2 separate regions of the Homo sapiens genome follow, and region 2 is linked to region 1. A link is an interaction called in ENCODE POLR2A ChIA-PET data of the cell type or tissue named here. Cell type or tissue: PC-9. All regions are shown on one strand. Links, peaks and the distances in the headings refer to the core of each region. The heading gives the core; the rest is flanking DNA.

Region 1 (2,812 bases), core at 263-2,762:
AAGTCCTTATGAGAGAGGTGCATGTTCTGTTATTAGTGAACTCTGAGCTATGAATAGATGCAAAGCTCTCTGAGCTCTGAGTTAGTTTTGTTTTCATTAGGCCATTTGAAGCAGGACAATGAGTAGATGAAAGCCACTCCTATATCTGGAACTTCTAGATTTCATTGTCATCTGTGTTTAGCAGGTGAAAACCTAAGGCTACTGAATAGCAAAAATAAGTATCTTAAAGCTTAGTCTAAAGGTTACATATACTCTCAGATACTCATTTATAGCCTATTTATTTTTATTTATTTATTTTTTAAAGTGAAAGCAAGTTTATTAAGTGAAGGAATAAAAGAATGATTACCCCACAGGCAGAGCAGTGGCATGTTATTTTTATTTTATATACAATTTTGTTTTCTTGTTTTTTTTTTTTTTCTTTTGAGATGGAGTCTTGCTCTGTTGCCCAGGCAGGAGTGCAGTGGCACGATCTCAGCTCACTGCAACCTCTGCCTCCCAGGTTCAAGTGATTCTCCTGCCTCAGCCTCCGAGTAGCTGGGATGACAGGCGCCCACCACCATGCCTGGCTAATTTTTGTATTTTTAGTAGAGACCGAGTTTCACCATGTTGGTCAGGCTGGTCTCGAACTCCTGACCTCGTGATCTGCCCGCTTCGGCCTCCCAAAGTGGTGGGATTACAGGCGCGAGCCACTGCGCCCGGCCTTTATTTTCTTTTTTTAGGAGAGTCAAAATATCAGATTTTAAATGCAATCTATAAAACCGATAAAGACTTTGGAATAAGGCGAGGAATAAATATATTTAAAACAAGTGGGTACAGTGAACACAGTAAGAAGAGACAAATGATAATAAGGAAATAGACAACTGTGAAAATGTATGTAAGGTATAATAGAGACAGGCATAGTAGCTTGCACCTGTGGTCCCAGCTACTCCAGAGGCTGAGGTGGGAGGATTGCTTGAGCCCAGGAGTCCGAGGCTACAGTGAGCTATGTCGTGTCATTGCACTCTAGCCTGGGTGACTGAGCGAGACCCCATCTCTAAAAAAAAAAAAATTTTAAGTATACTGGTATAGGTATAATAGTATAGGAGTCATAATAGTAGTAGTAATATAATTGTATAGGAGAGATGGTCCACCCCATAATTTGAATTTGGTTTAATGCAGGTTGAAGGCAGCCATAACTCCCTGTTTACTAGTTCAGTCTACATAGAGTTATGTGAGGTTGGTTCATCACCTGCATGGAGAACACCTATGTTTAAAGTGACATCATACTTTGTTATTATTCAGGCCAAGGTGACAGAGGAGTTAGCAGCGGCCACTGCACAGGTCTCTCATCTGCAGCTGAAAATGACTGCTCACCAAAAAAAGGAAACAGAGCTGCAGATGCAGCTGACAGAAAGCCTGAAGGAGACAGATCTTCTCAGGGGCCAGCTCACCAAAGTGCAGGCAAAGCTCTCAGGTATGTGCTAGGTGGGGGATGCTGGGATTGTTGCCATTTAAACTCAAGGAATTAAGCTGTTTTCTTCCTCTCAATTTTTTTGGCATGATGCTCATGAAGTTTTTGAAGGACTACACCAAAAATTAAAGGAGACTAGTATAAAACCTACATGATTGTTTTACAGAAGGAACAGCAAAAGAACTGACTATTCATGTGGAATTGATCAGTGCCACAGTTCCCTTTTGTTTGGGGAGGTGTTGGCTTCAAAATCTTTGGTACTTATGATTGGCTTCAAATGCCTGGAATAGTTGATGTGTTGTTCTAACTCATGACTCAGTGGAAGTTTAAAAAAGAAATGCTTCCTGGTGTGGTTTCTTCTTTCCTAGAAGATGGATTGCAACTCTTCAGCCTCACACTCAAGGCCCATCCTGCTTGGCTTGTCTCCCGTTATATTGTCCAGTTCATCCTGGCCCTGACCATGCCAGCAAGCCTGCTGGCTGCTCTTCAGCTCATCCTGTAGTTCTTGTCTTGCTTCTTATCCATGCTATTCTCTGGACTTGACATGCCCACCATTACCAATATTCGCTTTTAGTCCTCTTCAAAATCTGCCTCTTTCAGAAGCTTTCCTAGTTTTCTCTAGAACATTTGATCTCTTTAAAAAAAAATCCTTTATCTCATAGTGCATTATTATAACCCTTATCACAGTTTGATAAGCATGGTGTTTTGCTCATCTTTGTAAAGTCCTCTCCTCCATATTAGTGTTAGTTCAGTGCCTGGCAAGACATGGTGATTGGATAGAAGATTTGTGAAGACCAGCAGGTTGATTAATCTACCTTGGTTTATGGAAACAAATATGGAAGGCAGACATGGGACTAGTGGGCAGGGGGTAGCTGGAGCAGCAGCAGAGTTGGGTGGAAGCAAAGTTCATTTGCCTAATAGAGAACTAAAAAACAATGATGTCAATTGGTAAGGTGCTACCTTGAAGATACATCCCTTCCCTTTTATTTTTTTAAAAATTTTTTATATTTTGTAGAGACAGGAGTCTTACTATGTTGACCAGGCTGGTTGTGAACTCTTGACCTCAAGCCATCCTTCCGCCCTGTTCTCCCAAAGCGTTGGGATTAACAGGCATTGGCCATTGCTCCCAGCCCATCTCTTCCCTTTTAGAGCATGACTGGGCCCACATGAGGCAAATGTGTTAGACAGTCTTAGATTTGAATGTTGTTCAAATGTCTCATTTCTGCTTTTGTGGTGCCTTATGACAATTACCTCAAGAGTCATAAGAGTCTCAAAAGTTTCCCAAACAAATTTTATTTATTTCAAAGAGCTTTATTTGAGAAGGGATGCTTTGAAAGCAAATTCTTGGTAGAATGTCCCAGC
Region 2 (2,812 bases), core at 284-2,783, 71 kb before region 1:
CAGGGACAGAACTGAAATACAAACAATAAAAAAACCCTTAGGATTCCTTTTTTTTTTTTGAAGTTTTTTTTTTTTATACTTTAAGTTTTAGGGTACATGTGCACAATGTGCAGGTTAGTTACATATGTATACATGTGCCATGCTGGTGCACTGCACCCACTAACTTGTCATCTAGCATTAGGTATATCTCCCAGTGCTATCCCTCCCCCCTCCCCCAACCCCACAACAGTCCCCAGAGTGTGATGTTCCCCTTCCTGTGTCCATGTGTTCTCATTGTTCAATTCCCACCTATAAGTGAGAATATGCGGTGTTTGGTTTTTTGTTCTTGCGATAGTTTACTGAGAATGATGATTTCCAATTCCATCCATGTCCCTACAAAGGACATGAACTCATCATTTTTTATGGCTGCATAGTATTCCATGGTGTATATGTGCCACATTTTCTTAATCCAGTCTATCATTTTTGGACATTTGGGTTGGTTCCAAGTCTTTGCTATTGTGAATAATGCCGCAATAAACATATGTGTGCATGTGTCTTTATAGCAGCATGATTTATAGTCCTTTGGGTATATACCCAGTAATGGGATGGCTGGGTCAAATGGTATTTCTAGTTCTAGATCCCTGAGGAATCGCCACACTGACTTCCACAATGGTTGAACTAGTTTACAGTCCCACCAACAGTGTAAAAGTGTTCCTATTTCTCCACATCCTCTCCAGCACCTGTTATTTCCTGACTTTTTAATGATTGCCATTCTAACTGGTGTGAAATGGTATCTCACTGTGGTTTTGATTTGCATTTCTCTGATGGCCAGTGATGGTGAGCATTTTTTCATGTGTTTTTTGGCTGCATAAATGTCTTCTTTTGAGAAGTGTCTGTTCATGTCCTTTGCCCACTTTTTGATGGGGTTGTCTGTTTTTTTTCTTGTAAATTTGTTTGAGTTCATTGTAGATTCTGGATATTAGCCCTTTGTCAGATGAGTAGGTTGCGAAAATTTTCCTAACCTTTAATCTATGATAAAATCTACCTAAAATATTTTATTTACCAAGTTGAGCTTATAACTAGGGTAGAAAGATTAGAATTACTGTGGCCGGGTGTGGTGGCTCACGCCTGTAATCTCAGCACTTTGGGAGGCCAAGGTGGGTGGATCACCTGAGGTCAAGAGTTCGAGACCAGCCTAACCAACATAGTGAAACATCATCTCTACTAAAAATATAAAATTAGCTGGGCATGGTGGTGCGTGCCTGTAATCCCAACTACCTGGGAGGCTGAGGCAGGATAATTGCTTGAACCCGGGAGGTGGGGGTTGCAGTGAGGGAAGGTCCTGCCATTGCACTCCAGCCTGGGCAATGAGAGCAAAACTCCATCTCAAAAAAAATAAAAAAATAAAAAAAAAACAAAGAAAGATTAGAATTACTGTACTGCCCTTTCATTTACTTTTTTTTTTTTTTTTTTGCCAATTGAGGTATACTAGTTTTCTTTAACAGAATTCAAAATCGTTCAATACTGGAGAATCATCTTTGCAATACTGGAGAATCACCTTTGCATTAGAATAACGGAGTGACAGGACTTAACTACCTAACTGGAACACATCTGTAAAAAGAATTTGGAAGGTGAAGGTGAATTTTAAAAGAAAAAGAAGGTGATCTGATTGTATGTCCTGGGAAAGTTACTTAGCCTTTCTGGAGCTGGTTTCCAGCCTGTACAACTTGGAGGATTCTTGGGAGGATTATATGAGATAACATACATAAAGCATCTACCAAAGTACCTGATAAATGGCAGCTATTATCATTATGTGGAATATTAGGGGATAAAAGAACTTGAGTAGGGAAAATCCAATGAGTGAACTTTGTGGGAGAAGGCATTAATCAAAATATTAGCTGGGTTTCTCTCCTCACTTGACTTTATTAAGACAACCCTTGACTTGTCTGTTAGCTTCTCTCCTACAAAGTATTTGCGTCAAGACTACTTTCAAGCCTGCGCACAGTGGCTCATGCCTATAATCCCAGCACTTTGGGAGGCCAAGGTGGGAGGATCACTTGAGGTCAGGAGTTTGAGACCAGCCTGGCCAACATAGTGAAACCCCATCTCTACTAAAAAATTACAAAATTACAAAAATTAGCCGGGTGTGGTGGCGGGCACCTGTAATCCTAGCTACTTGGGAGGCTGAGGCAAGAGAATCACTTGAACCTGGGAGGCCATGTTGCAGTGAGCTGAGACTGCACCATTGCACTCCAGCCTGGGCAACAAGAGCAAAACTCTGTTTCAAAAAAAAAAAAAAAAAAAAAAAAGGACTGCTTTCAAGTATCTTTCTGCCTGTCCTGATTTCCTGAGACCATGAAGTGGCTATGAACACTCATGTGAATAGTTCATAAGAGCTCTTCCTTCTAGCACAGAAATCTTGGATTTTTGTTTGTTTGTTTGTTTGTTTTTTGAGACAGAGTCTCTGTCACCCAGGCTGGAGTGCAGTGGCACAATCTCAGCTCATTGCAACCTCCGCCTCCTGAGTTCAAGTGATTCTCCTGCCTAAGCCTCCCAAGTAGCCGGGACTACAGGTGCACACCACCACACCTGGCTAATTTTTTTGTTGTATTTTTAGCAGAAACGGGGTTTCGCCATGTTGGCCAGGCTGCTCTGGAACTCCTGACCTCAGGTGATCTGCCTGCCTCAGCCTCCCAAAATGCTGGGATTACAGGCGTGAGCCACCATGCCTGGCCATCTTCTTGGATCATTAAGGAAGATGAGAAATGGTCTAGGAATTGACTATTTTAAAAAATTAAGCAGGAGTTTATGTGGAATTTAGTTCACATAAAAT

Evidence for each region. Peaks named below come from ENCODE experiments on the same cell type or tissue, not always from the same donor. Only the 100,000 strongest peaks of a DNase experiment are listed, where the experiment ranks them.
Region 2: POLR2A ChIA-PET joins it to region 1 with 6 read pairs; 2 of 35 experiments call an interaction of 5 or more read pairs at or near these places.

Annotation. Positions count from the first base shown.
Region 1 is chr9:113,177,271-113,180,082 of GRCh38, reverse strand. It overlaps FKBP15 (FKBP prolyl isomerase family member 15), which reads left to right. Exons shown (of 28, transcript NM_015258.2): 20 at 1,282-1,453. Among named protein-coding and RNA genes, the nearest start is that of SLC31A2, 28 kb to the right of the region's middle. In PC-9, for the core only: no CTCF peak of the experiment used is centred there; a DNase peak (open chromatin) is centred at 1,762.
Region 2 is chr9:113,247,939-113,250,750 of GRCh38, reverse strand. All of the region lies in intron 1 of SLC31A1 (solute carrier family 31 member 1), which reads right to left. The region is part of intron 1 of LOC107987119 (a long non-coding RNA gene); the gene reads left to right. Among named protein-coding and RNA genes, the nearest start is that of CDC26, 26 kb to the left of the region's middle. In PC-9, for the core only: no CTCF peak of the experiment used is centred there; no DNase peak of the experiment used is centred there.